Linked DNA regions of Homo sapiens: region 1 is linked to region 2. A link is a contact called in ENCODE Hi-C data. All regions are on one chromosome and are shown on one strand. Each heading gives the region's core, a stretch centred on a gene start or an enhancer-like site at or near the end of the contact. The rest is flanking DNA. Distances are from core to core; before and after follow the strand shown.

The links. A loop is a pair of places that touch in the nucleus more often than their neighbours do. Pooled maps may share reads with other maps.
Region 1: a map of gastrocnemius medialis shows a loop between it and region 2 (5-fold over the local background). The contact joins the promoter of SEMA6D here to the promoter of SQOR in region 2. A Hi-C loop is called at or near these places in 2 of 168 maps with a recorded cell type or tissue (ascending aorta and gastrocnemius medialis) and 6 of 50 pooled maps.

The regions. Positions count from the first base shown.
Region 1 is chr15:47,714,598-47,720,780 of GRCh38, forward strand. SEMA6D (semaphorin 6D) reads left to right here and starts at 2,908. Exons shown (of 19, transcript NM_001358351.3): 1 at 2,908-3,095. RefSeq lists a silencer at 2,735-3,029.
Region 2 is chr15:45,633,779-45,640,006 of GRCh38, forward strand. SQOR (sulfide quinone oxidoreductase) reads left to right here and starts at 1,251. Exons shown (of 10, transcript NM_021199.4): 1 at 1,251-1,330. RefSeq lists enhancers at 395-1,390, 1,853-1,942, 1,973-2,022, 3,852-3,931, 3,962-4,021 and a silencer at 1,203-1,372.

The sequences.
Region 1 (6,183 bases), core at 1,658-4,157, 2.1 Mb after region 2:
AATGTTTAAGCATAATCACTAACCATGTAAAGCATTGAGCCCTTTACAATTTCTTCTGGTGAAAACACTCAATTATCTCCATTCATCCATACCTTCCTTCTTTTACTCATTTAACAAACATTCTCATGCCAGTACTTTGCTGAGTCCTGGGGACGCAGGATGAATAAATGGAGAAGGATCCAATCTAGAGCTGACTGTATTCTCTGGTTTAGCACATAAGGGAGTGTGAGAAAGTCGTAGGTTCCATTGTTAGATCTGTTTAACAAGTATTTATTGGGCGTCCATTAAATGCCAGGCACTGTGGTGGGCACTGGGACTGTCTAGGTAAATAGAGATTGCTGCTGTTAAGGAGTGTCGAGTGGGGAAGACATGCTAAATCGGTAATTTGCCTTCAATTTACTTAATTACGTAAGTGAACTGGTTAGGGGAGCACAGAAGAAAAGCACTTATGCCCATGGTAGGGGCTAGTGGGATGAGGCAAGTTTTGACATTTAAACAAATTGTTGGCTAGAAGTCAGGAAAAGCAGAAATTAAACTACATACCAATATGGGGATGGAGTACCCAGAAAGCAGAGACACCATGAAACAGTGTGGCACAGTGGTGAACCGCAAGTTTCTGGGTAATGCTAGCATCTAAAGCATAAGGTAGGGAGAGGGGGGAGTTAGACTGGAGAAGTAGCAAAGTTAAAAGGTTAAAAGTGTGTAAAATCAACTGATGAGACCAAATGCTAATAAACCACAACAATGGTAGCTGCATAAAGAGTTAGCAGTTTTCCTTAGACTTCTTTCCACTAAAATCCAAATAAAAGGAGCGTTGTTTTCCTATCAAGATTCTTGGAACCAGGGAAATGATAAATGCTTAAAAGTAATATTTTGGTCTTGACCAAAAGGTAAAGGATACCATTCGTACCATGCCACAGTGAAGAGCCTACTTCCTACCTCTCATCCCCAGCAAGCCAAATATAGGGATCGACTCCGAAGTCTTCACTGATAATGTAGACTGAAAACACGGCTAATCCATGGCTTGAAACGACCTACCAGCATATCCTTCTGCAATCTAAAAGTTTATTTTTTCCTGGATTTAGGAACTCAGTCTAGGGCAAATTGCACTCTTCAGGTGGCACTCTGGAAAGCTGACGATTGTGGAATTTTAGCAAGGAATTTAGGAATCTCCAGAATTTAATTTTTTTTCCCTCTTTGCTGCTACTGCAGATGCAGGACAACTCAAGAGCTTTCTGTCTCCAGGTGGGTGGCGATTTGACTCCTCATCAAGCCAATGGCCACCCCCTTGCAATCTTTATGCAATGCACAGTATCCTCTGCCTGCAACGGGGGCTTGCTCCCTTGATGGAGAAAATACAGAATAACTGGACGCCAGGAAACAGGCACAGCTTTCTGGGTCAGAAGTTGGCTGGGGAAGGGCCCTGACTGCCAAGTAACTTGCAATGATGTCAGAGCCCAGCACAACCAGAAAACACCAACTAGCCGGCCAACAAAAGACCTAATAACAACAGGAAAAAAATCACAGAGCTGTGTTGCCAAAGCTGTTCTTTCCGCCCCCTACTCTTTTCTTCTAATTGGAAGAACAGCAGGAAAGAGTCTATATTTTAAAAGACTCCTCATCCTTCTCTCCCCTTCTTTCCTTGGGTTACACAGTGTTAACTAGGGAGGAAATAGTTCTCCGGATGAGTCCTGCAGCAGTTGCTTGGGGTGTCTTTTTTGAGTTCCTTTTCAAGGCTGTCCTTGGAAGTTTCAGAAACAACGAGGACCAGGGTATTTTTCCTAAATGTAAACATGTAACTGTGTTTGGGAGAAAGCAGGAACCATTGAGGAAAGGAAGTCCTTTCTGCGCCCCTCTCTTCTCTCTTTCACGGTAATTAACCATACTCAAATGAAAATTAAGTTTGGCGGAAAAAGCTCTCTTCTTTTTCTTTAAACAGGGGCATCATGGTTCATTCTAGCCATTTAGAGCCCTCAGTGATCCATAATTCAACTGGAAATTAATAAAACACAGCCCGTTCTTGGAAATGAAGTTTGAATTAAAATCCTCTTGTTTTGGAATATGTGACTTTTTTTTTCCTTTCATTTGTGACAGTCAATTTTAAATGATGTCACTTCAAGGACATTTTCATTTCTCCCACAACATATTACATGAAACACTTGCCTGTAAAACCGGGTCATTAGCCTGCAAAATTATACTGTACAGAATGGCTTTCATTCAAAGTAGAAATGGGATTTTTAGTAGGCAATTTCTGTATTTTATAAAGATAAAGCAATGTTTGATTGCTTTCTTCCCAGCTGTTTTGCTTAGTGGTTATAAAGAGAAATGGGGGGCGGGGGGGTAATGTGGGGGCGGGTTTGTAAAGATGTGCTTAAAAAATAAATCTTACACTGGAAAACTAAGGCAGAACTTCACGGAACAACTGCGCCCGCAGCTCTCCTGGGCTGCAGTGATTTGTCCTCTGGGTTCTGGAGGAAAGCTCTGAAAGAAGTGAGCGAGAGGGAAAGAGGGAGGGAATCGAAAAGGTTGCTTCGCAGGCTGCAGCACCCACTGCGAGCTGGATGACTGAGGCACTGGGAGTTGCTAGAAGGAGCAGCTACTCAGAGGTGGGGAGAGGGAGGGTGCGCAGCAGAGCGCCGGAGAGGAGGGACGCGGAGGCCACCGAGGGGTCAGCAGGGCCGCGGCGCCAGGGTGGGGGCCTCCAGGCGGCGCTGGCCACGGTTCACCCGCGAGGGCGAGCGCGCCCGGCCGGCCGCGCCTCCTGCCGTCCGTGCCCGGGGGTGGGACCCGCGCCGGGAGCTGCCGAGTGCGTGGAGGGAGCCAGGCTCCGGCTCGCCTGATGGATTGACTTGGAGATGGATCGAATTACACCATTTGCCGTGCATCGGTTTGTTTTGCTCCTGCTCTGTCCCGCTGCTGCTGCTGCTGCTGCAAGGGGTGGTGGCGAGTTTCAGGATTCTATCAAGGAAGCCAAGACCTAAGGAGACAGAGGGATATCTATTTTTACAATATTTTTCTTTATTTTCTTTCTTCCTTGCGCGTGGCAAGCTTTTTTTTTTCTTTTTCTTTTTTCTTACCAGCCTCCCCCCAATGAGGTAAGACCGTTTTCAACAATTTGCTAATGCTCTTGTGGCGCCCGGTGGGGGTCGGAACCTGAGATCCCGAATCGCTGTGTGTGTGTGTGTGTGTGTGTGTGTGCGCGCGGTGGGGGTCGGAACCTGAGATCCCGAATCGCTGTGTGTGTGTGTGTGTGTGTGTGTGTGTGTGTGTGTGTGTGTGTGTTGCCACTGGACAGTTGATTTATTTTCCAAGCTGCTCTCTCTGCCTGCCGTGCAAGGGACGCGCAAAGGGCTAGAGAGGTTTGGCGGACGCGTCAAAACTGGCAAAGCTGGCGGCTTAGGGGGAGGGGCAAGTGGACTTGGAGGCCCTCCTCCACTGTGCACCCCCTTGGAAAAAAAGCGGAGGGGGCATCAAGTAAAAGTTTCTTGCCAGGCAGAGCCAGCTCGGCGTCCCCCGCACATAGCTGGGGTTAGCAGGGGTTGCTTCTCTGCCGGGCACAGCGTCTCCAGGAGCCAGCCGGGGAGAGCTGAGCCAAGGCCGAAGGAGCCGCCTGCGGGCTTAGCCGCCCCCTCCCGCCCGTTGGCCCCAGAGCGGACGCTGGGACGCCCGGGGTCTGGCAGCTCTGCGCCCGGCTAGGAGCGGGCGGGCGAGCATTAGCCTGCGTCCTGGAGAAGGGGCGCAGCGCCGCAGTTGAGGCCGGAGCAGCCCCTCGCGGGCGTAGGATACCTGTCAGTGAGCGCCCGGATTGCACGGCCCCCGGGTAGTGCCTGCCGGCGAGGGGCGGGAGCTCGGGTGACTTGGCCATCCCCATCCCCGGCCCAGGCCCGGAGGGCGGCCGCTTCCCACCGTCCCTCTCCCCTTACTGGCAGAGCGCGCTGCGGGCGGACTCCCGGGCCCGGAGCAGCCCACCGGCCACCCCACCGCCCACCCGGCTCCCGGTGTCTCCTCCCGGCCGCTCTACCCAGCAACTTTCCGTGCTTTGTTCCCCGACTGGAAATGCTTTACGGAAGCGTCTTGGACAGGGTCTCCGCCAGGCGACAAGAGCTCGGTGCTGAGATGTGTTACGTTCTCATCTCCCCATCAATTATGGATGGAAACAAATAAGGAAGAGTCAATTTTGCTGAGCCCCTTCTCCGGCAACGAGAGGCGTTCTGCAGCCGGGAGGGAGCCGCCGCTCGCGCCGGCAGCCGCTGGCAGGGGCATGGTGAGGAGGAAGGTAGGGAAACTTTTATTTCCCGTCTTGACAGCGGCGGTGTTTGTCCCTGGTCTGCAGAAACTGATACAGTAGCCTCCTTCCTTGGGTAATTTAGGAGGGCTTGAAGCTTCTTCTGTCATGTGTAATTCTTGGATTGAAATGAAAGGTCATAAAGGACTTGGAAGTGTGCACGAGAATTGGGTTTGAAAAATTTGTGCTCCATCCACTCTTGGGACCATTGCTGTCAGGTGATTGTTTAAATCCTGAACTTGTTAAAAGGCGAAATGTCAGGGAGCTGGCGGGGGTGGGGGTGTGGAGGGGGATTGAAGTCCCGGTATGAATCGCAGCGTTTGAGGAACTTAGGGCAGTACTCCCTGTTCTGGGGTGACCATTCGGTAACTGATGTTCCAGCATCCCGAGCCCTCAGCGCCGTCAGCTGGATGATCTCACAGGGAAGGCGCAGCACATCGTTACTATAGATATATAGACTTCGTCAACAGTCATTGGACCTTATGTCTGCCACTACAGCGGGGGCTTTCCTTTAAAAATAACTGTAGTGTTTCCTGTTACTTGGGGTGAAAGGGCAATGAGTAGGACGATTTTTCCCCAAAACTTCTGGCGGTAAGAATTTTAAGTCTGTAATAAAAATTATGGGTGCTTTTTAAGGTTGCCCTTCCCCCTACTTGATATTTGGGGCCATTAAGTGGATTATTTTGTTTATTCCAAAGCTGAAGTCCCTGGGAAAGGTCTAACATTTTTCTAAACTGGTTTGATCTCTGTCCCTTAGAATAGGAAAAATACTTGTTTGAAGAAAATTTTCAAGGTTTCTTCCTTGTAGTATAAAGAAATCTCATCTCAGACCGCTCAAGGGAAGGATTTTACTCTCCTTTGGTGGCTTAAAAACAGTAGCTTTTGATACTGGTTTACTCTTGCTGTTAAAAAATAAATCCCCTTACTCTCTTAGGTGTCTAACTCAGGAAATTAAGTTGTGTGTAGTCATGTTTAATGTAGTGAGTGACAGGCATATTCTTTCAAGCTGGCAGATATTACACAAACATTTACTCTGGCTTAGATAAATAGAAAATGCCAGATAAGCTCTGAGATTTGGGTCTATATTACCATGAACCTAAACATCTAGAGATAAATAAACCATAGTTCAGCCATAGCTGAGTTTTGTTTTTTATAGTTACTGTCTGTGCTTTGTTTGGTTTAGGTCTCTTAGAATGTACTTCCAGAAAGACAGTTAAATAGATAACCCTAAGGCTTCCAAAATGTGTTGTTGAGCAGACTGTTTTCTTTCATTGGCACATTTTGTTAGATTAACAACTAGCAACTATTTCTTACTGCATCCTACAGAATATTCCTACCTGGCCTTATTCCTCGTAGGGATGCTATATCAATAACCTTTCTTTTTTTTTTTTTTTTTTTTTTTGGAACATTTCTGTGACTCAGGAGAGTATGCCAGAAATGTTGTGACTTCTTCATCACCAACAGCTGGTTAACTTGAGTTTGATTTAGATTTGTGGGCATTTTGCCGTCTTCCTCTTCTTTCTCTCTTTTTTTCTTTTGGTGCCCTCTAATAGCACCATCTGGTCATGTCTCCCCTGGTTTGATGGGTTGATGGATTTGAAAGATGGCTGTGATGTAAATCCGTTAGTCCTTAGAGTGAGGACAACTTAGAAATCCAGAAGACTTCAGTTCCTTGCTGCATGCACAGAAAGGCTCTGTCCAGTAACTGTGACTGGGGTAAGCAGGCCCCTACATCAATGTCGTGGTTTCTGTCGCTTGAAAGGCCACAAGCAAGTAAACAGGAATCAGAGCCTTGATTCACAAAGATGGCCATAATTGCTAAAGACTTATTGAAACTGGAGAAGTTCTTCACTTCTTGCTGCTCCATCATAATAAACCTTGGTAATTAGCTTAGTCAT
Region 2 (6,228 bases), core at 1-2,500:
TACAGTCTGCGTTTGTATTGTATTGTTCATGATGATTTTGCCATAGATACAGTCAGTCTCTTTGATTAAAGATAGAAAGTATCAGTTGAAAACATTTAAAAAAATAATATTCAAGGCTGGGCATGGTGGCTCACGCCTGTAATCCCAGCACTTTGGGAGGCCCAGGAGGGCAGATCGCTTGAGGCCAGGAGTTTGAGACCAGCTTGGCCAACATGGTGAAACCTCATCTCTACTGAAACATACAAAAATTAGCCGGGCATGGTGGCACACACCTGTAGTCCCAGCTACTCAGGAGGCTGAGACACCAGAATTGGTTGAACCCATGAGGCAGATGTTGCAGTGAGCCGAGATTGCTCTACTCACTGCGCTCCAGCCTGGGCAACACAGTGAGACTCTGTTTCAAAAAACAACAACAACAACTATATATATATATATATATATATATATTCAAAATTCATAAAACCAAATAAGTGTAAAAGAAACTCAAACTTTCAAGGGTTTATTTTTGTTTGTTTTTTTGAAAGCTTCTAGCACTTGCACTTCTCAGGTTATGAGACTTTTGGGACACCCTGTATTTATTGTAAAAAGGGTTACTGAATCTGATATGGTGGAGAACCACTCACTGAGACTTTACATCAACCTGGAAAGAGCCGCCAACTGAAAATGTCCAGTCATGAATATGGGATGGGACACTGTGGAGGCCAGTGGCTGGAAGCCAGCTTACCCCTGCCTGCGCGTTTTGAAGGAAGGGCTCCAGCGCACACCAAAGCTGAACCTCGGTCACCTTCTCTGTGAAATGAGCGCGGGAATACCTGTGTTTCTGGGCAGCTGTGTGAACCCGGTGAGAAGCCCAGGGCACATAGGAGGACCCAGTGGGAACAGCCAGAGCCTCTCTGCACAGCGCCCCGCCTCCGCTTTTGCCTGCCCTGATTACAAAACGCTGTTGGCACCCAGGGGCGGAAGCGTCAGGTGGCCTCGGTGTCCTCCGCCTGTGCGCCCCAGCCTGCGGGGCCGCCCTTCAGGGCGCGCAAGGGGCGAGTCTGTCCAGCCGGCAGCACCCCAGGCCGGATGGACGCTTGTTCCTGGTTCTGTGCCCCGTGAGCGCTCAACGCCCTGGTGTGTTCACTGACCATGGTGCCTGGGCTGCGGCGCCGGGCGGGGCACGGCGGGACTTTTCGGGACCTTTCCTGGGGGGAGCCTCGCTTTCCCCGCCTCCAGCCTCCGCCCGGATGGCAGGCGGGCGGGGCCCCAGTCCAGGCCTTGAGACCCAGAAGGGAGCGAAGGTTTTTGCTGCGCCAACGCAGTGACCGAAGGCTCCGCTCACGCCCGGGTAAGAGGCATCCGCGGCCGATCTTTGGCCCTGGGCCAGCGGAGGGAGACTGGGCGGGGACAGCGACCACCACTGAGGCTGTTTGTTAGCTTAACTCGGTTTCCGCAGCTGGGACTCCGCAGACCCGGTGCGCCGCGCCCCAAACTTTGCTTCCTCAACTCCGGACACCTGCAGCTCTTGCTGCCCTTGTCTGGAACCCGGGTCTTGGGACTCTTGCTTCCTTCTCAGAGTGTCAGAGCCTCAGGGCCGCGGAGAGGCCAACCCGCGAGGGGTGCTTAAAAACCGAAGTATCCGTGGTCTTGGTGTGTGGACGTTTCTGGCGCCTTCCACCTGTTGACTGTCACTCGGCACCGTCCTGGAGCGGGAGTGGGTGCTCGGCGTCCGGGGGCCAGGGATTGACACAGTCATCCACCGACACTGCGCGTGGGACAGAGGGGGCGCTCGAGGGGTCGGCTGCAGCTGAAACCTGAAGGGGAGAGGATTTAGGGCACCTGCTGAACAGGAATTGGTGGAAAGGGAGAAGGGGTCTTCTGGTGGAATCTGGGCTCATTTCCTTTCCTCTTCATCTGTCTCTTTTATTTATCAAAATTCCAACCTGGCTTTTTGCTCAAAGACGCTGAACAGAGCCCCTGGCTTTGCCTGCGCTGCCCATTGCTATAATGCAGGGCTCTGTTCCATTTTTGTGCTGTGCACCCCTTTGGCATTTCTGGGAAGGCTAAAGACTCTCAGAACAATACTTTTTTTTGAGACAGAGTCTTGCTCTGTCGCCCAAGCTGGAGTGCAGTGGCGCGATCTCGGCTCACTGCCACCTCCACCTCCCGGGTTCAAGCGATTCTCCTGCCTCAGCCTGCCGAGTAACTGGGATTACAGGCGCAGCACACCTGGCTAATTTTAGTATTTGTAGTAGAGGCGGGTTTCACCATGTTGCCCAGCTGGTCTCGAACTCCTGGCCTCAAATGATCCGCACACTTCGGCCTTCCAAAGTGCTGGGATTACACGAGTGAGCCACCGCGCTGGACCAGAACAATGCTTTTTTAAAGGTATAAAACAAAAGGAAGAGTATTATAAAGGAAACCAATTGCAAAACACATGTCAAAACATTAAAAGAATTTATGATATGGTAATATATATGTCTTTAAAAAACGAATGCGTTATTTAATAACAAGGTTATTAAATAACAAGATCTAGCAGTGGATTAAATAGTTACCATAATTTTGAAGTAGTAAAGAACATAAACAATTATTTCAAGATATAGGTAATACTTGTAATATAAGAAAATATCTGTAATTTCTTTCTTCTTTTTTTTTTTTTTTTGAGACGGAGTCTCACTCTGTCACCAGGCTGGAGTGCAGTGGCGCGATCTCGGTTCAATGCAACCTCCGCCTGCTGGGTTCAAGTGATTCTCCTGCCTCAGCCTCCCGAGTAGATGGGACTACAGGTGTGTGCCACCACACCCAGCTAATTTTTGTATTTTTAGTAGAGACAGGATTTCACCATATTGTCCAGGATGGTCTCGATCTCTTGACCTTGTGATACGCCCACCTTGGACTCCCAAAGTTCTGGGATTACAGGCATGAGCCACTGCGCACGGCCAATATCTGTGATTTCTATTGGTGACAAAGTCTTAGTATTGCCAATACTGCTGTGGTTTGTTGGCTACATACATAATTGAAGTAAATGTTAAATTTCAGTTAGATACTAGAGAAATAAAAGATGTAAATATTAAATATCCGTAAAAATAAAGATGTAAAATACTTTTCCATCTAAGTTTTTGGGTCCAGGTTAAGATCCTCTGATAGTAGAAAGGGCACTGACCCAATGACTTGGCTTCTGGGCTTGACACTTCCATTGACATTTCCAAGGCCCATTGTAACCTTGGCTTTTTTTTTTTTTTGAGACATGGTCTTGCTGTGTCGCCTAAGCTGGAGTACAGTGAGGTGATCTCTGCTCACTGCAACCTCCTCGCAGGTTCGAGTGATTCGCCTGCCTCAGCATCCCTAGTAGCTGGGATTACACCAGCCACCCACCACCACACCTGGCTAATTTTTGTATTTTTTGGTAGAGACAGGGTTTCACCATATTGGCTAGGCTGGTCTTGAACTGCTGACCTCAAGTGATCTGCCCTTGTCTGCTTCCCAAAGCAACCACCACACCCAGCTTAACTTTGGCTTTTGAATTTCTTTTCGCCTCAGCTTCTTCATTGTACAGTGGAGATAATAACACCTTCCCAAGTATTTAAGGCACCCAGCACTGCACTTAGTGTAGAGGGCTGAAGTAGATACCATTTATCAGAACTTATTTGTATCCCTCCCAAGCTTATGGCCTTATATCCCCAAGCCTGGGGAGGTACTCATTATTTATTGAATGAATAAGTGGGTCAGAAAGGGTTGCTTGTGACTAAGTCCAAAAAACAAAATTCATTAAGGAGACAGCTGGTGGTTTGGGAAATGACTTTGTTTAAATTTGGGGCTTTTTTTCTGGCTGGAAAAATATATAAACACATTTGGAACGGGGGTGTTTGAAATGTCAGTCAGGGCCCAGGGTCTGTGTGTGCGTGTCTGTGTGGCTGGTGTTCTGCCAGTGAAAATGAAACTGAATGTTGAAAGGAAACCGGATTCCTTTGCAGAACAGTTTCTCCTCCATGTTGCCTGTGTCTAGCTTTGTTAATCCGATGTGTTGTAACACAGGAAATGTCTTATAAAGAATGGAGACGGACCCATGACAAGGCATTTCTGGGCATAGATGTACTTTTTTCTTCTCCTTTCACGTTTCCCTGCTCCACTATCTACTATATAACTCCTCTTTGACTCTGAAGACTTGGTAAATAGGAGCAGTTTGGATAGCTTATGGAAAGCTGCCCAGACCTGGCTGGAAGCCAACTAGTTGCTTCTTAATCCCAGCCTTAAAAATCTTTGTAATCCCCAGATGTAGGTGGTAATAATAATAAAGAAAAGTAGATCTAGCCAACCATCCCTGTGATTTACATTGAGAAAGTGCTAAATTGGGACAGGAGGTAGAGAACTTTGTGGAAAAAAACAAAACAGAACAAAAAAACCCTCGGAAATTTAGAACACACTGGGACTATCTATGTCTGTAACTTTGGGAAGGGCAAATACTGGTGTTATGGACTCACCAAATTCATATATTGAAACCCTAGCCCCCAGGATCTTAGAATGTGACTGTATTAGGAGATAGTGCCTTAGTTAGAAGTGGTGGTGAGCACCTGTAGCCCCAGCTACTTGGGAGGCTGAGGTGGGAGAACTGCTTGAGCTCAGAAGTTCGAGGCTAGCCTGAGCAACATAGCAAGACCTTGTCTCAATAAAAGAATAATTAGCCAGGCACGGTGGCTCACGCCTGTAATCCCAGCACTTTGGGAGGCCGAGGTAAGCAGATCGCTTGAGGCTGGGAGTTTGAGGCCAGCCTGGCCAACATAGAGGAACCCCGTCTCTACTAAAAATTCAAAATATTAGCTGGGTGGGGTAGTGTGCACCTGTAATTCCAACTACTCAGGGGGCTGAGGCATGAGACTTGCTTGAACCGGAGAGGAGGAAGTTGCATTGAGCCAAGATTATCATGCCACTGCATTCTAGCCTGCGCAACAGAGCAAGACTCTGTCTCAAAAAAAGAAAGAAAGAAAAAAAAAAAAGGAAAATTAAGTTAGGTCATTAAGGTGGAGCCCTAATCCAATATGAATAGTATCCTTATAAGAAGATGACTCGTCAGGAGCACATGTGCACAGAGAAAAGGCCACGCAAAGGCACACTGAGAAGGTGGCCATCTGCAAACCAGGGAGAGAGATCCCAGGAGAAACCAGTCTCATCAGCACTGAGGTCTTGGACTTTCAATCTCCAGAACTTTGAGAAAATAAATTTCTGTTCTCTAGACTTCATCTAGTCTATAGTGTTTTGTTATGGCAGCCCTAGAAAATTAATACAACTGGTTCTACCAAATGGACAATAGGTTTAAAAAAAATGGCTACAACTAGGCACCATCTCTTTTAAGTCATGATCCCGACATGTCCATCACTTGCTCTTAGGATCTCTTACCCAACCTATGCAGAAGAGTCTCCCATGTACTTTCCTTCTACAGACACCCTGTGTGGTCCCTAGGATCTTGCCTGAAGTTGTTAAAGCCATATTCAGCTTCATGATTTTGACTGTTAGGAAAAGAAAAACTTGGCCTCTTCAGCAAGTGACCTAGGTTAGCTGTTGTGCCATGTACATAGTAAGTACTTTGTAAATGTATGGTGGGTGATGGGTGATGATGTTATGATCATCCTTAAATACCATGGGGTGACTCCCTTCTGATCATAATGAATCTCCATGTTTTGGCCCTAGCCCAGCCCTCAGGGAACTTTCATGCCACCTAGCTGGGAACCAGCAGCTCTGGCCCTAGCTACATGAATGGAGAGAAAATGGCTATGTCTGTATCCTGGTACCAATTCCTGACTTCTGGGAGGGAGGGCTGCTTCTGGAAGTGGGGATTGTGGTGATTTCACTCTATGATAACTTTCTTATATCTTTGGCTATTTGTTCTAAGGTAGCCCATGATGTCTCCATAGGAAAATGATGTGTTTTAACAACCACCATGTTTGGAGTATAGATTGTGAGAGCTCTTCAAGACAGTGCTGGGTCTAGTAAATGTGGTTTTGTGTTTCTGTGAGCACATAAATGATGCTTGAGATGGATGAGGGGCCATCTGAGTTTGGAGGAAAATCATGAGCCTTTCAAGGTCTAGGTGATCAAATCTAAGCTTGTTTTGAATCATTGAGTAAGAAAGGTCTTTAATGGCAACTAGACACCTCCACTTATTTTACACTCAGGGAAATGGACTCAAAATGGTAAATGACTATCTCATGGTCTTACAATCTCCATTTCCTCACTTATAAAATGGGAATA